2 separate regions of the Homo sapiens genome follow, and region 2 is linked to region 1. Evidence: chromatin loops called from intact Hi-C (ENCODE). Cell type or tissue: dorsolateral prefrontal cortex. All regions are shown on one strand.

Region 1 (8,000 bases):
TCTAAGATTTTTTAAACTTCATTCAAAAAGGTTTTTGATAAAGATTTGGAATCTTCCTAATCTTTGGGAAGAATTGGTAAGAAAGTGGGAGAGAAAGCTGGTGCTTAGGAATTAGATCAATAAATAAAATAAATTGGTATATCTGACTGAACAAAGAAAAAATGTTACAGGCGTTGGAGGAAACCTTTTATTTTACATATGCTATATAACTAAGGAATTGTCTTCTTCTTCATCTCAGCCATGCCCTGTGTGCAATTGTCTGTATTTTTCCCCCAAATATAATATAGTCTAAGACAGTCTTTCAGCTCAGTCTTTATTTTTTCAGCACAGGGAGCAAGGCTCCATCAAATGCAAGTTAGAAGAAGATCTTCAGGAGGCCACAAAGCTTCTGGAGGACAAACGGGAGCAGTTGAAGAAGAGCAAAGAGCATGAGAAGCTGATGGAGGGAGAACTTGAAGCTTTGCGGCAGGAATTTAAAAAGAAAGACAAGACGGTGAGTGGGAGAATCCCAGGAGAGCTGGGTCAGGAATCCAGAGCGGGACATGACCCCACCTGGGCCTCCAGGGATGCGGAGGCCCTGGATGCTCAGAGCTTAGGAAAGACGGGAGGGACAGTGGGAAAGGCCAGCGAGGAGGGGAGCGAGAATGCCTGAGCTCCCGCAGGGTGGAGATAGAGCTGGGTGAGAGGGAGGGTGGAGTGGGGCTTTTATAGTTATCTGAGATTAACACCTCTTTGCTGTGCTTTGTTCTTTAATGAGGGAACAGTTGAAAGAGAATTCCAGAAAGTTGGAGGAAGAAAATGAGAATCTCCGAGCAGAGCTACAGTGTTGTTCTACACAACTGGAATCCTCTCTCAACAAATACAACACCAGCCAGCAAGTCATCCAAGACTTGAATAAAGAGGTGAGTAGACAGGAACCCCAAGGGAGTGAGGAATTTGAACCCTGTGACCCTTGACCTGAAATCTGTACCCACCTCTCCTCCACACAGAAATGCAGCTAACTGCTCAGCCAACTGCGGATCCTGGGCCACCTACAGCTCTACTTCCCTCCCCATTGGCACCTGGTTGCTGAGCCAGAGAAATGTTTCTTCCATATGTGGAAGGTCTCATCTCATATCTGGTGGAGCCCCAAGCTATTTGGGCTTTGGCATCAAGTCTTCCAATGTTACATTTTAGACCAGAGTTGAGTGAATCCATTTTGGGGGGCAATTTGCTAGGGAACACTTCCAAAACTTGTCACAAAGCACAAAAAGGAGATGAAAGGGGGGACAGTTATTTTTCATTACACAAGTAAAAATGACAGAAAGGAGTAAATAGCATCTGACATATGCTAAGCACTGTGCTTGAATTCAGTCGTCATTTATTTGTCGTCCACTTAAGCTCTTTACATGGCTTCCATCTGCTTTACTGCCAAAAAGAAAGACATGATAGAGGAAAGAAAGATGGAGGGCCAAAGTCACTGACCAGCAAGTGATGGAATCAACCACTATTTGAACCTGAATTATCCAGCTCTAACACCTGTTCCCTTTCTCCCTCATCATAAGCAGCCATACTTTCTCCAGCTAAATCCATTCCATCTTTCTGGGCAAGAGAAAAATATAACACCTTGGTAGTTGGTCTCTTGGGCTACAAATGAAAGGCCAAGCAGCCCTTATTCCCTCATAATATAAAAATAAATCTTAAAGTAGTATGACTTTTCTAAGTATAAAAATAGCACTGCCCAGTAGAACTTGCTGCCTTTCTGTGATGATGGAAAAGTTGTATGTCTGAGCTGATGGAATGAATGTGAGAGAAAGTGAGGAATCAATGATGACTTCATGAAATTCACCTATAAAACCATCTAGACCTAATACCATTGACAGCAGAGAGAGTAGGTCTTTTATTAGAACTTTTACTAGAACTTCTTGGTTCTATAATTTACATACTTCTATATGTAGATTTTTAGAATCTTTCTCCAAGCTAAACCACTCATGTTAGCAAAAATTTTTAAAGCTTCCATTTTAGCTTCTAGCTTCACTGTAATTTTTTTTCACCATCCTCAGTTTTAGTGTCTTACCTCTATACTGACATTTCTCAGTTCAGCCATCATTTATCAAGCATTGACAGTGAATTATAGTTTCTCCAGTGATTCCTCTGGTTTACTGGGCAGACCCTGCTGACTCCATGTTTTTCAGAAGTCCCCAGAAAAGATGCACTTCTGTTTTCAGAAGACCAAATTATTTCATCTTTAGGAATAGTTTCACCACCAGGGCATGTAAAATATGGTGTCAGAAGTCCAATTTACCACTTTTCATCTCACTAATTCCCAGGGCCAGAGGTACTCAAAATTGTATCTGAAAAAGTAATAAACTTGAAGCACTGATCAGTTACTGGAGATAAAACAAGAAAACCCAAAAGAATGTGTTTCTGTGTGCATGGCCACTTTCAGATGCAGGTGTGCTAGAATACCAAAGAATACAAGTCAGGCATATGAATTTCTGAGGTCTCCCTCTGGCTTCCAGACTCAGAAGCAGATCTCTGTCCTGTACTTAAAGTATATAAGAAGGCTAGTTTCTGTGTGTGTCTGTGACAGTAACTCATAGTCGTATAGTAAAACAAAGCCCTTTTTACACATATCACCTCATTTGATCATCATAAAAACTCCACGAAACAGTTAAAATGATTTCAATTTGTGGAAGCAGAAACTGAGGCTAGAGAAATAAGTAAATGATAGAACCTGGACCTCAACCCAGATTTTTCTGACTCCAGATCCCAACTTCCTTTTAACTATACCATGAATACTCATTACGATGTTGAAAACAGACTTCAGTTTTTAAACACACTTCTACCAGAACTACATGTTCCCTAACATGTTGATCAATTGATCCCTAACTCCAAAAATGCAATATTTCACGTGACAGAACAAAGACCATTTTTGAGCATTTCCTGAAACTCTGTCATGTGCCATGCCCTGAGTTACAGCAATGGGGAAACAGCAGGAAACAAAACACAGGCACAGTCCTGCTTTCTGGCACATCAAGTCTAGTGAATTACATCAGGAACTAAGTGAGGCATAAAACACAAAGGACATGTTGTTATCATGTCCACTAACCTCAAATCGGATTCCAGGTCTTTATCAAAGGCTGCAGAGTATGTGAAAGGGACTTTTTTGTGTACTTGGCATATCATGCCCCAGCACCGCTGGTACTCCTGCTGTTTGAGGGAAATGCTAACTAGAAAGAGAGATGTGGCTGAGGGGTGCAAAAGAGCCTGGAAAGACAGCTCTACCTTTTACAGTGGTGAAGTGAAGATGTGAGTGTTAACACGGACTCTGCAGGTTGCTGCAGACAGGAGAGAGCTTGGCTCTTGTTCATTTCCTATAGGCACAGAGAATGCCTCTATGACCCTGACCTGGCACCCTGACAGTTCTGCTCTCCCTCCTTAAAGATAGCCCTTCAGAAGGAGTCCTTAATGAGCCTGCAGGCCCAGCTGGACAAAGCTCTGCAGAAGGAGAAGCACTATCTCCAGACTACCATCACCAAAGAAGCCTATGATGCATTATCCCGGAAGTCAGCCGCCTGCCAGGATGACCTGACACAAGCCCTCGAGAAGGTGAGGCCACACCCTCTAGTCTCCAGGGCTGTTTTCAGGCAAGGAAACGTCAAGGTAGCGGGAGAAGCACAGGAGCCAATTTCCTGCCTATTGACTGTCAATGGGGCCATCTCAAACCCTTGTGTGGGCTGGGATGTCTGTGCAGAGAAGGCCTGCTTCCTCTTTGTGAGGCTTGGAGTTGGGTGGAGGGCGGAGGAAGAGGACAAAGATCAAAACCAAATCTAGCAAGCCTTTCTGCCCATGGGTGACTCGGGGGCAAGGTTTTCCCAAAGTCTGGATTGTCAGGGAAATTCATGCCCCATCCTGTGCTGATCATGGCTGGCCCATCAATTCATGGGATTGGAAAGAGAAGAAATGGAGGGAGTGGGTAGGAAGGAGAAAGCAGGGTGCAGAAAACCAACCACTGTCATTTCCCACCCCTCTCTGGGAGACTAGGCAAGGTGACCGTCCGTGTCACCCTGGGCAGAGGACAGGAAGGGACTGGAACCCTCCTCCATTCAGGACTCAGCAGAGAGGGTCAAAGTCTCTGACAGCCATTCGTCCTCTTTGTCTTTTCCGGAAGCTCAATCACGTGACCTCAGAGACAAAGAGCCTGCAGCAAAGCTTGACACAGACCCAAGAGAAGAAAGCTCAGCTGGAAGAGGAAATCATTGCTTATGAGGAAAGGATGAAAAAGCTCAATACGGAATTAAGAAAACTGCGGGGCTTCCACCAGGAGAGTGAGCTGGAGGTGAGGAGCTGCCAGGGGCTTGGGCTGCCTTCCTGGTAGGGGTCCACAAGGTCACCTCTTGCATCCAGAATTATTTAGCACTAAGTCATTCCCTTGGGCTGCTAGGTTCCCTCCACTTTCTTGGCTCCCTGAACTTCAGACAGAGGCAGCAAAGATCGGAGCATGGGTGCCCTCTGCTGGCCACTGAGAAGAAAATACCCCCAACACGTATCCCAAGGCCCAGGAAGCACCCTCTGGCCTTGTGGGTCCTGCGGTCAGGGAGGCCAGCTGGAGTCCCCCTCCTCACTTTGCTCTCCTGAGTAGGTGCACGCCTTTGACAAGAAGCTAGAGGAGATGAGCTGCCAGGTGCTGCAGTGGCAGAAGCAACACCAGAATGACCTCAAGATGCTGGCAGCCAAAGAGGAGCAGCTCAGGGAGTTCCAGGAGGAGATGGCCGCCTTAAAAGAGAACCTCCTTGAGGACGATAAGGAGGTGGGCATGCCTTGGCTTCTGCGTGCCTCCTCTCAGTGCCTCCAGGCACATCCTATGACCACCCAAATGCCAGACAGCCCTTGGTGGGGGTGGGAGAGCCTGGGAGCAAAGGAAAGGTCACCCCCTCCATTTAGCACAAAGCAAGAGCCACAGCTGCTGGTTCAACCCACCTGTGTTCTTGTGGCTTTGTTGATAGATACTGAGCAGAGCGAAGGCCCCATTCTAGAGAAGAGACTGTCAGGTACACCAGCTACCCCTGACCTAGTCCACTGGGTCCCCTTCCAGAGTACATCCTGACACTTTTGGCAGCCCTGGACCCTACAGTAGAATGGACTAAGTGACCTTCTGGGCTTGTCCCAGGCCCACCTCCCTGAGCAGTGAAGTTCATGGCAGGAGGCCGCAGGACAGCTCAGGTGGCCACTGGGCCTTTGCTCGAATTACAAAGAAGGCATCTTAGGCCGGGCACAGTGGCTCATGCCTGCAGTCCCTACACTTTGGGAGGCCAAGGCAGGAGGACTGCTTGAGTCCAGGAGTTTGAGACCAGCCTGGGCAACATAGCAAGACCTCATCTCTACAATAAGTTTAAATGTTAGCTGAGCATGGTGGCCTATGCTTGTGGTCCCAGCTACTCGGCAGGCTAAGTGGGAGGATAGCTTGAGCCGGGGGGGAGGTTAAGCTGCCATGAGCCGTGATCATGCCACTGCACTCCAGCCTGAATGACAGAGCAAGAGTGTCAAAAAAAAGAAGAGAGAAAAAGAAGGCATCTCTTCCTCTTCCTCCAGATGTTTTTCTTCCATCTGTTGGAAAATTGGCTTAGCATACTTCTTTTTTAGGAGTCACTTTAATGCCTTCACACTGAAAACCGTGATTATAAGTGTACAAATCTACGTGTCTCTGCCATAAATGGTGCCTTCTCAGAGATGTCACCTTTGTGTGAGATGCCACCCGCACAAGCCAGAGGGGGAGGTCTGGTGGCAACTCCACAACTCTGGCCTCGGGTTGGACAGCAGAGTCAAGTTTTCTTTTCCCAGGGAGATAGAAGAGGCCTGACTCGGAAGGAGGGCTGACAGGCCTGTGCTCCCACCTCTGACTGTCTCGTTTTCTTCTTGTACCCAAGCCCTGCTGCCTGCCCCAGTGGTCTGTGCCCAAAGACACCTGTAGGCTCTACCGAGGGAATGATCAGATTATGACCAACTTGGAGCAATGGGCAAAACAGCAGAAGTGAGTATGGGAGGAAAAAGGGAGGCAGGGTCCGAGGCCTGGACTGAGCCGAGGAGCCACATGCGTGCCAAAGATTAGTCACACACACCCCTGCACTCCTGGAAAACAGATCCAGTCTCAGCCCACACCCAAGGGATGGAAATAAGATGGAGAGGAGGGCTCAACCCTTCAGGCAGGCCTGGAAAGCCCTCTGCTGAGCTGGAAACAGCGATGGCAGGAAGGAAGGGGTGCTTTGCTCGGCAGCAAGAAGGAAGGGGGACATTGGCTCAGATATCCTCCTCCCATCCCAGGATCCAGCTTCACTGCCTGGCCCCCTTGAACTCATTCCCTTGAACTCACCTGGGGCTCACAGGATTTTGCATAGGAGTTGAGTTCAGAGAGTCCTCTGAATCCCCAGGTGCTAGGAAGGCCTTAGCTCTGCGGACGGGGTGATGCGTGGGGGACGTGGGATGCAGCAGCAGTCTTGCTGAGAACCCAGCATCCCATTCAGCCAGCTGCACCCTTGCTCGCGGGAGGCTGGCGACTGGCTGCTGTTTTCTCCTGTGATTTTATTACAGGGTCGCCAATGAGAAACTAGGAAACCAGCTCCGAGAGCAGGTGAAATACATTGCCAAGCTGAGTGGCGAAAAGGAGTAAGTCATCTTAAACCACCCTGGCTGCTTCCTGGGAGCTGACAAGAAGGGTCAGCAGGGAGCCAGGGCTGGCTTTAGCCCTTGATAGGGGGATCAGCCCAGGAAAGGCCTGGTGCTTTGGAAAGACCCCCAGGTCTCGAATCTGCATCTATGTGACCTTGGGTATATCACTTGACCTCTCAGGGCCTTAGTTCTCTCACCAAAAATCCAAAGGGAGTTTAGTAGTCTTTTTGCTCCTTCCTGCTCTCATGGTTCTCAGAGGTCAAGGGTGCTAAGCAGGGAACAGGCACTGAAAGGCAGACTGGATTATTTAGGGCAGGGGCTGAGATGCTCTAACAGATCCCAAGTGAAGGAACAAACAAGGAACATCTCTTCATGAAATCATCAGGTGAGCAGGCCAGGTTGGAGGAGCCCTTCTGTTCCACCTGCTCATCTGGGGGCCTGTGGTCTTGCTTCCCCTCATGGTCAAAGCTGGGTCCACTAAGAGGGAGGTATGCGAGGAGTGTTACCAGTTTGAGAATGGAGGTGAAGGTATGAAGGCCTAAAACTGAGATTTTGGAGGTGGCAAAGTAACAAGTAACAACAAGCCTTAGGACAGCGCTTCCCAACCTTTTCTTAGGGAACACTTAGAAAACAACCATGCCTTACGTAACACCATGGATACTATGCAGCTATCAAAAAGAATGAGATCATTTCTTTGTGGGAATATGGATGGAGCTAGAGGCTATTATCCTTAGCAAACTGACACAGGAATAGAAAACCAAGTACCACATGTTCTCACTTGTAAGTGGGAGCTAAATGATGAGAACTTAGGAACACAAAGAAGGAAACAACAGACAATGGGGTCTGTCAGAGGGTGGAGGGTGGGAGGAGGGAGAGGAGCAAACAAGATAACTATTGGGTACTGGGCTTAATTCCTGGGTGATGAAATAAAATGTACAACAAAATCCTGTGACATGAGTTTACCGATGTAACATGTACCCCTGAATCTAAACTAAAAGTGAAAATAAAATAAAAGTGAAAAAGAAAATGACCACAGTTTAGGATCACTTGAGCCCAGGAGTTTAAGACTAGCCTGGACGACAGCAAGGCCCTGTCTGTATAAAAAATTTAAAAATGAGCCTAACCAGGCATGGTGGTGCACACGTACAGTCCCAGCTAATTGGGAGGCTGGGGTGGGAGGATTGCTTGAGCCCAAGAGGTTGAGGCTACAGTGACCTATGTTCACACCACTGCACTCTGGCCTGGGTGACAGAATGAGACCCTGTCTCTAAAAAACGATGAAAGTAACCACATTTGTTTGGCATACTTGTGACAAAGCTGACCAAGCAGTGGCTGCCTCAGAGCCTGCCCCC
Region 2 (8,000 bases), 71 kb before region 1:
TAGATGTCCTCCCAGAACCTTCCAGGGCACTAATTGCCTAAACAGCTCTGGTAAGAAGATCAGCAAGTATTTTAGACTAGTAAGTGTGGAAATTCTGCTCTAGTATAAATCAAACCAATTTTGATTAGAAAATATAATCTGTTTCATGAACAGCTGGACAGTTTACTCTGCCAGTTAAAGGATAGTACTTCCCCCATCCTAGCCAGAGGGAGCTTGCGCTGGGTTGAAGTCCCTGATAGGAGTCAGAGGACTGGCTCTACCTGAGGTCACCCTGCTCCTCTGCTCTGTGGACAAGTGACAGTGGAGTGAGCCTGTTTGGCAAAGGCCCCTCAGAGGCTCCATCCCAGCAGGGCGGGCACAGAGCCTTGTGTGCTACCAACAGCTTGCCATGTAGTTTTCTCCCTCCAGATCCAAATGTCACACTCAAACTGCTGATATAAAATTCACTGCATCGCTTCCCTTCATTTCCTCTCGGGCTGCTTTTCACTCACAGGCTCCATGAAGATTTCCATAGTTACTAAGCTCTCTATGTAGAGTCAGCTCTGACAACCAGCAGCCCCATCCTAATTCCACGCTGCCATTCCCTCTCTTCTTGACTTCTCTCCATGTTTCCTATTCCAGTGCAGCATTAGAACAATGGCTTGGAACTAGCTGAGTAAGTGATTTGCAACTACATTCCCCCCTCTATCACTAGAGGGACCGACCTGCTAAAGGAAGTCACTGCAGAAACTACCTTTTTTTTTTCTGAAAAGCCCTTTCCAATAATCTCCCTACACTTTTTTTTTTTTTTTTTTTTGAGACGGAGTCTTGCTCTGTCTTCCAGGCTGGAGTGCAATGGCATGATCTCAGCTCCCTGCAACTTCCACCTCCCAGGTTCAAGCGATTCTCCTGCCTCAGCCTCCCGAGTAGCTGGGACTCCAGGAGTGCACCACCATGCCCAGCTAATTTTTGTATTTTTAGTAGAGACAGGGTTTCACCATGTTAGCCAGGCTGGTCTTGAACTCCTGACCTCAGGCCATCCGCCCACCTCGGCCTCCCAAAGTACTGGGATTACAGGCATGAGCCACCGCACCCAGCCACATTTTTAATGTTCCTTTTGCATGACGTTCAACATAGACTTTCTGAGGACTGGGCTCTGCATTGTCTTCACTTTAGCTCTTCAAGCAGGTCTTCTTAAAAGTGACATTCATAAAGCGGGGAGGTCACTGAAAGGCTAGGGCCATGCAAAGGCTGTCAGCCACGGAAGATGCTCCCCCTGCCTCAGAACACAGGCGGACTGCTGACAACACCTGAACCGACAGGGGAGAGGTGACCTTGGGTTGGAAACAAAGGGCTAAGCCCGGGAAGCATGCGTCCTAGTTCCCTGCAACAGCACAGCCACTCACCCTAGGCAGCGCAAGAGCACAGAAAACAAAGCCTCATTTGGCATCTCTGATATCATCTTTGGAAGTGAATAAGACAAATCACTTAAAAGGGGCAGGGGAGATCGATGACGCTGCTAACTTGAGACTGTCCATATGAGAGGTTCTGATTTATCAGCCTTCATAGAAGCTGATAAGCTCTTGAAATGAGTGTTCTGTGATCGGCGGCCGTACCTCCTGGTAGTCTGTGTTGCTCTCCTGGTTGGGGTGGGTGGGGGTGGGGGGATGTGACTGTGACAGGGACTGAAAATACACACTGTGATTCCATCATTCACCGATCCACGGGTTTGCCTTATTATGATGGGGCTGTTACTTGTGTCAACCCCAGGTATAGCCCAAAGCTGGTGGGAATTATATTTCAGCACAGGTTTGGGGTGGGGGAGAAAAAACTACTACTGAAAGTGGAGGCCGGTCATTTTTTAATTGGTATTACTATGAAAGCTATGTTCCTTGCATTAGCAGACAGAGCCAGAGAAACCGTGCAGCCATTCGGAAAGGAGGAGGGCAGCTCTCCCCAGGGCAGGGGGATGTGCGGGATCCAGCAGGGAGAGGGAAGCTATTATTAAAAATAAGAATAAAAAAATAGAACTGTAAAGCGGGTGAGTAGCCCTTCTGAATATTGGTGCTGAACAGTGTCTGAGCACTGGCTGGGGCTGCCTGAGTAAGATTAAAATCTGCAGGGAAATTTTGTTCCTTAGCACTGGCAGAAATTAGGAATAAATTCAATTGCATTCTGCACAATAGCTGGAAGCGATTGAGGTTAAGTGGCCTCACTCTATGATGTGTTAGTATTACTGAGCACTCTCTGCTCACGTGACTTGGTGCGATCTGCTCTTGGAACACGTCGCCATGGCAACTGATGATTTCTATTACAGTACATTCAAGTTCACATTCTAGGCCTGTCATACGCTTGGAAATTTCCAGTTAAAATATTTATTTATGAAAAAGGCAAAAAGAAAAGAAAAGCCACCCCCAGACTCTTTCAGGGATAGAAAACAAAAAGGTGCCCCCAACGAAGAATGATTCATCTGCCAACAAGAAGGGAATGCTGGGTTTTCACTCAGCTGTTGCCACTAAACAAAAAATGTCCCATGGGGTGGCCAACTTTGTCAGGGAGGGGACAAGTTGGAATCTTAGCTGCTGTGGTTTGGTGTGCAGATGTGATGTTGCACTGGATGCAGAGTGACAGAAGTGGCCCTAAAAACCTGCAGATCAGAGTCTCCATTTGACCCTCTGAGGCACACTGCTGCAATTTCAGCTTCTCGCTAAGGTTCTGCACTTTATCTTAGTCAATCCTCAGCAGGGAAAGAGCTGCACTCTCTCCTCAGCCACAAAGAAGGGGTGGAGGGAGCTCTCACTGGGTGGGTCAATATTCTGGGGTCCCTGGGGATTCCAAGGCTGACCCCAGTGGAGGAGGAGGGCAGCCGGGGACATAACGTGGCAGACTGCTCTCTCGAGGAAGCCATAACCTTGTCCATGACAGAGTTCCATGTGGCTTTCTCTGTACTCCTCCCAGACACTGCCCATGGAGCCCCGGGTACCCCCAGCCCTTTTAGGAAGACTGCTATTTAAGTGTGTATATGCCTGCTGGCTTCTCCCTGGAGAAAGACAGCCAAAGGTTAAACTAAACCTTTCCTGAGAAAGAAAGCATTATTTCTTGACCATGCATGATGCAGGGTTGCTAACAAGGCCTCCTGGCTTCTCATGCTTTTTTACCTTAGTCAAGCACATTAAATATGTTAATAAAAGATTCCCCAGTGCTTTCTCTATCAGAAGCTTCCAGGTGGCTGCAATGACCATAGGTGCCCAATTACCTGGTGAGGGCATCCCATGACTCACAGATGGTTTTTTCCCTAGCTATTAAAATCTCCATGATCTTCTTTTGCATTGTGGCTTCTGCTGAGTCTGATTGGACTCACACTCTGGTTCGTAGCTGGAACCCACTTTGTACAAAGGGGCAGTGTTTCCTGGACTTGCTTGATCATTAGAGTCACTGGGCTGCTTGTTTAAAATGCATGTTCCCAAGGGGACCTCAGACCTACTGAGTCAGAGTCTCCAGGGCAGAGACCTGAGAATCTGTATGCTTATAATCAAGCAAATGTAAGTCACACTGCACTTGGATTGTAGAGCCTATCAGCAATATTAGGGCTATCTTTCAAAAATTATCTTGCTGACATACTCCTAATGTCTCTCTATAAGGCATTGGGCCAGGAGTCTTCTGGGAAATTCCTAAACATTATTGGTGCAGAATGGCACGAGAGATTGGACAATATTAAAGAGTGGATTGATGGTTGTGGTCCTGGAGATTCCCCAGTGGAGGCACGGATGAATTCAGTCCCATTAATATGAATGTATTCTCTATGCAACCAAATAGTCATCCCATGTGTAAGAAAATAACTTCTTCAACTCAGATTAACCAATGTGCTTACCCAGCTGCTCCACAACAGGAGTGCCGTGCATGTAGAACAGATACCACTCTTTGGAGTGTGAGTGAAATGGTAGGGTTAGATTTTTAGTCCCACTCAGCAGCTTTGCCTATGAGGATTTACAAGACAGGTGTTATGTTTACTGATTGCTAACTGCACATGTCAGAGGTTGGGGGAGGCAGCGTCAAAGATGGCAGTGTTAAAGAAAAAAACCTGGCCAGAGAAGTGCCAGTTCTGTACCACAGAGAAGACACCAAGCACAGAAGAAGCCCCCGTACCCTGTACTCCATTTGTCTAACACAAATGAGTGTTGCCCAGACACCCAACTCTTTGAAGGAATCCTAGATAAAGACTTTGGTGTTGGTACCATTCGTATTGATCTTTCTCCCGTATCTGGGAGCAGGAGGAGGGGTTGCTTAACTTTCAGTTGTTCTGTGGATCCAAAAGAGCATTCATGTAAGGTGGACTCAGGGGCACCTGCAGAAATTAGAGCAACCAGGGTTAGTTTCTGAATCAGTTCAAGAGTTTTTGAAAGCTCCTTCTCTCTCTCTGTCTGTCTCTCTCTCTCTTTCACACACACACACACACACACACACACACACACACACACACACACACACATTCTGTAAGCTCTGAGAGAGAGAGAGAGATTTAACACACTTACAGTCTTTACTAGAGTCCAGAATCATGAATACAAAAATGACTTTTTCAGATTCTGGAGTGGATTGCAGACCTGCAGGCCCTACTCAGCCAAGGAAAGGCAGGACCCCCAGCCCAGGACGGCCCTGGCCAAGCCTAGCTCAGGCCGCAGCCTTTGTGTGGGACAGCAGCATCACCTAGTGCTGCTGAGGTTTAAGTACAAGCTTTTCCCTGAGAACGCTCCAATGTGATCAAACTGTATAACAAGATCAATTATCCACATTAATGAAAGAGAGTAGTAGTATTTACAGCAATCCCAAACTGGAGATAACGTCCAGGTCTGTTTTTCACTTAGCTTGGAATGTATTCAGTGACTATGTAGCATTTGAGTTCTCCATAAAGTAACATAAAAGAGTGTATGGCTGAGCTCATGCAGGCAGGATGGATGGGGGAGGCAGGAGGGGTTAGCAAGGTTAAAGCGGGGCTGGGTTCTTGTGTCAGTTCAGGTCCTTCAAGAAGCAGATGCTGAGATGGTGTTAGAAGTGCAAGAGATTCAGTGAAAGATAAAGGGAGAGGGAGCAGAAGCGGGCAGGGAGAGCCGTCAGACTTCAGTGTAGGTCTGACATCTGTGAAAAGGAGAGGGGGAAGGAAGGAAGATGAGGTAGGAGGAGCCTCAGACTGCAGTGCGGCTCAGAGAACAGCTTGACCAGCCCAACAGGACAATCTGGTGCAAAGATGACCTATTGAGGAGTCCTGCACTGGCCAGAAAACGTGGGCCCTGGTGCCATCGCTGCACCCAGTCATTGGCCGGAAGCTGCCCTGGAGACATTGACAGCTGGAGGCTGTCCGCAAAGTGCACTCCCTGGGGCAAGTTCTCTGTCAAGGGAGACCCGAACAGCAAGCCTCCATGGCTGCTGCAGATTGAAGGGAAGTTGTCTCAAATCACATATTTACCTGCAGATCCCCAGGTCCACAAACTGTCAGAAACAGAATGAAGGAACACTATGGATTGATGCATCTAAATTGATGAGTGTAAAATCTAGCACTTGTTCTCATACCATTAACTAGTGTAAGCCAGAAAGAGGAACTCCTGAGCAGCCTTTATTAAGCATGGATTTTTAAACAGCAAGTGGCCTGCCTTCTGAGGTGTGTTCTCTGCCCAGGAAACCAAGTTCAGTGTCAACAACCTAGAACACCAACAGTGCCTTAGCTTCTTTGTCAAGGATGGATTTGGGTCTGAAAATATCTATATCCTGCCCAAAGCATGAACAGTGACCTCACATCTCTACCGATTCTCTCACTCCCATGAATGGTCTTTAATACTATTGACCACGAGATACCACTGCCCAGATGATATGACCTGATCTCTGTATTTAAAAACATTAAGGAACTTGCTCAAGCTCAAAGATTTTCAGAAATCCAATTTGGGTGAATTAAGAAACACAGATAGCACTACAGGCAAGGGCACAAAGTTTTCAAATCACAGTTAAGCCACAAAGGCCCAGGATGCCTTGAATAAAAAATGCAACGAATCGCTTGACAAAGAATCTTGAAAAGATCTAAGGATGGAAGAAAGCCCACTGCAGAAATAGAGAAAGGATGAGGAAGAGCCAAAAAAAAAGAATGTGCAACTCTTTCTAAGGCTCATGGAGGAAAGATAAGAGCAGCTGCAGAGAAAGCAGAATGAGTTTTTAAACTGGTCTTTAAAAAAGAAAAATAAAGAAAGGGAGCATAGATAATTAGGAAGTAATGAAGACTTTTAAATATAGATGTTGAAATAAACCGGGTAAGGGAATACTTGAAAACATGGTACAATATGTAAATCAGCAGGTCCAGAAATGCACATTCCCCAACCTTAAGAGAATTAGATAATGAACTCGCTGAACTACTGACCATTATTTTCAAAGGCTCCAAGAGATCAGGGGACTATAAAATGAAAATATTTGACCAGTCTTTTACCAAATTAAAAAAAAAAAAAAAAGCAGCCTTGATAATTACCATACCTGCCACTATAGACTCTTCCACCTCATGGGGAGGTTGTAATGACAAATGGAACTAGAAATATTAACCCGCCCTGTGGAAAACTTGGGGAGGTGTGGTTAGCTAGCGGTGGTATGTGTGCGCCATGCTGATGGACTGGAGCCGGGCACATATGATTGGGGTAATACAGATGTTTGAATTTTTGTTCAATAGAATGCATTTGGGGGTTGTGTAATTGTATTTCTTTTTTTTTTTTTTTCCTCACTGATATAAAGTCAGTTTGCATCCCCAGAGAGCACTGCAAGGGAGAAAAGTTCTTCATAGTAGGTATCAATGATTTTAAATTTTCCATCCACAGATGGATAATGGACTATAGGTCACATAAAAAATCTCCAAGCTTTCTCTTTAATAAATAGACTAGTACAAGCTATTTTTCATTTTCAAAAAATAATATATTACTCTTCTAGAAAGACAAAAAATACAGATAAGCAATAATGATAATCACCTAAAATCTTGTCCCTGTTTATACAATTTGGTGTTTTTGCCTCCACAATTTTTTTCATACATATAAATTTATTTATTTATTTATTTTTAGAGACAGAATCTCACTGTGTCACTCAGGCTGGAGTGCAGTGGCACCATCATGGTTCACTTTAGCCTCAAACTCATGGGCTCAAGCAATCCTCCCACCTCAGCTTCTTGAGCAGGTAGGACTACAGGTGTGCACCACTACACCAGGTAATTTTTATTTTATTTTATTGTAGAGACAGAATCTCACTCTGTTGCCCAGGCTGGTCTCGAGCTCCTGGCCTCAAGTGATCCTCTCACCACAGCCTCCCATAGTGCTGGGATTACAGGCGCGACCTACCATGCCTGGCCAGAAGTTATTTTTATAAAAATTAGAGGGTCCTCCATATAGGGTGGTCCATGTAACTGTTGTTATTATATAATTGTTATGTATTATATAGCTGCTTTTTTCCCACTCAATATAACGTGCACATTCTTTCATCATTTTAAATCACTGCATATTTAACCAATAACTTTTGGACATTTAGATTATGTCTTCTTTTTTTTTTTTTTTTGAGACAGAGACTCCCTCTGTCACCCAGGCTGGAGTGCAGTGGCAGGATCTCGGCTCACTGCGACTTTCGCCTCCCGAGTTCAAGCGATTCCGCTGCCTCAGCCTCCTGAGCAGCTGGGACTACAGGCATGTGCCACCACACCTGGCTAATTTTTTGTATTTTAGTAGAGACGGGGTTTCACCATATTGGCCAGGATGGTCTTGATCTCCTGACGTGGGATGGTCTTGATCTCCTGATCTGCCTGCCTCGGCCTCCCAAAGTGCTGAGATTACAGGTGCAAGCCACCACACCCGGCCCTGCAGTTAACATCCTTAAAAAAACATCTTTGCATACTTATTCTATTCTTCCCTTAGAATAAAATCCTGTAAGGGGTAATGCTTGGCCCATTGTATTTTTTTAAGGACTTTAATTCCATCCATATTGCTAAATTACTTTCAAGAAAAAAAGGCAAT

What was found. A loop is a pair of places that touch in the nucleus more often than their neighbours do. Peaks named below come from ENCODE experiments on the same cell type or tissue, not always from the same donor. Only the 100,000 strongest peaks of a DNase experiment are listed, where the experiment ranks them.
Region 2: a loop joins it to region 1, with 3 times the contacts of the local background. A loop is called at or near these places in 7 of 110 quality-filtered maps.

The regions. Positions count from the first base shown.
Region 1 is chr16:72,121,559-72,129,558 of GRCh38, reverse strand. PMFBP1 (polyamine modulated factor 1 binding protein 1) reads left to right here. Exons shown (of 21, transcript NM_031293.3): 13 at 326-493; 14 at 765-902; 15 at 3,427-3,591; 16 at 4,154-4,321; 17 at 4,625-4,792; 18 at 5,910-6,013; 19 at 6,571-6,645. Among named protein-coding and RNA genes, the nearest start is that of DHX38, 32 kb to the right of the region's middle. RefSeq lists enhancers at 365-1,165, 3,502-4,003, 4,548-4,607, 4,618-4,727. In dorsolateral prefrontal cortex, CTCF peaks have their summits at 2,322, 2,626, 4,293 and 4,493 (motif pointing left); DNase peaks (open chromatin) are centred at 4,156 and 4,478; H3K4me3 peaks cover 488 bases; H3K27ac peaks cover 2,179 bases.
Region 2 is chr16:72,192,450-72,200,449 of GRCh38, reverse strand. It overlaps a transcript of PMFBP1 not described here. Among named protein-coding and RNA genes, the nearest start is that of PMFBP1, 24 kb to the right of the region's middle. In dorsolateral prefrontal cortex, a CTCF peak has its summit at 4,703; a DNase peak (open chromatin) is centred at 2,239; H3K4me3 peaks cover 1,485 bases; H3K27ac peaks cover 2,757 bases.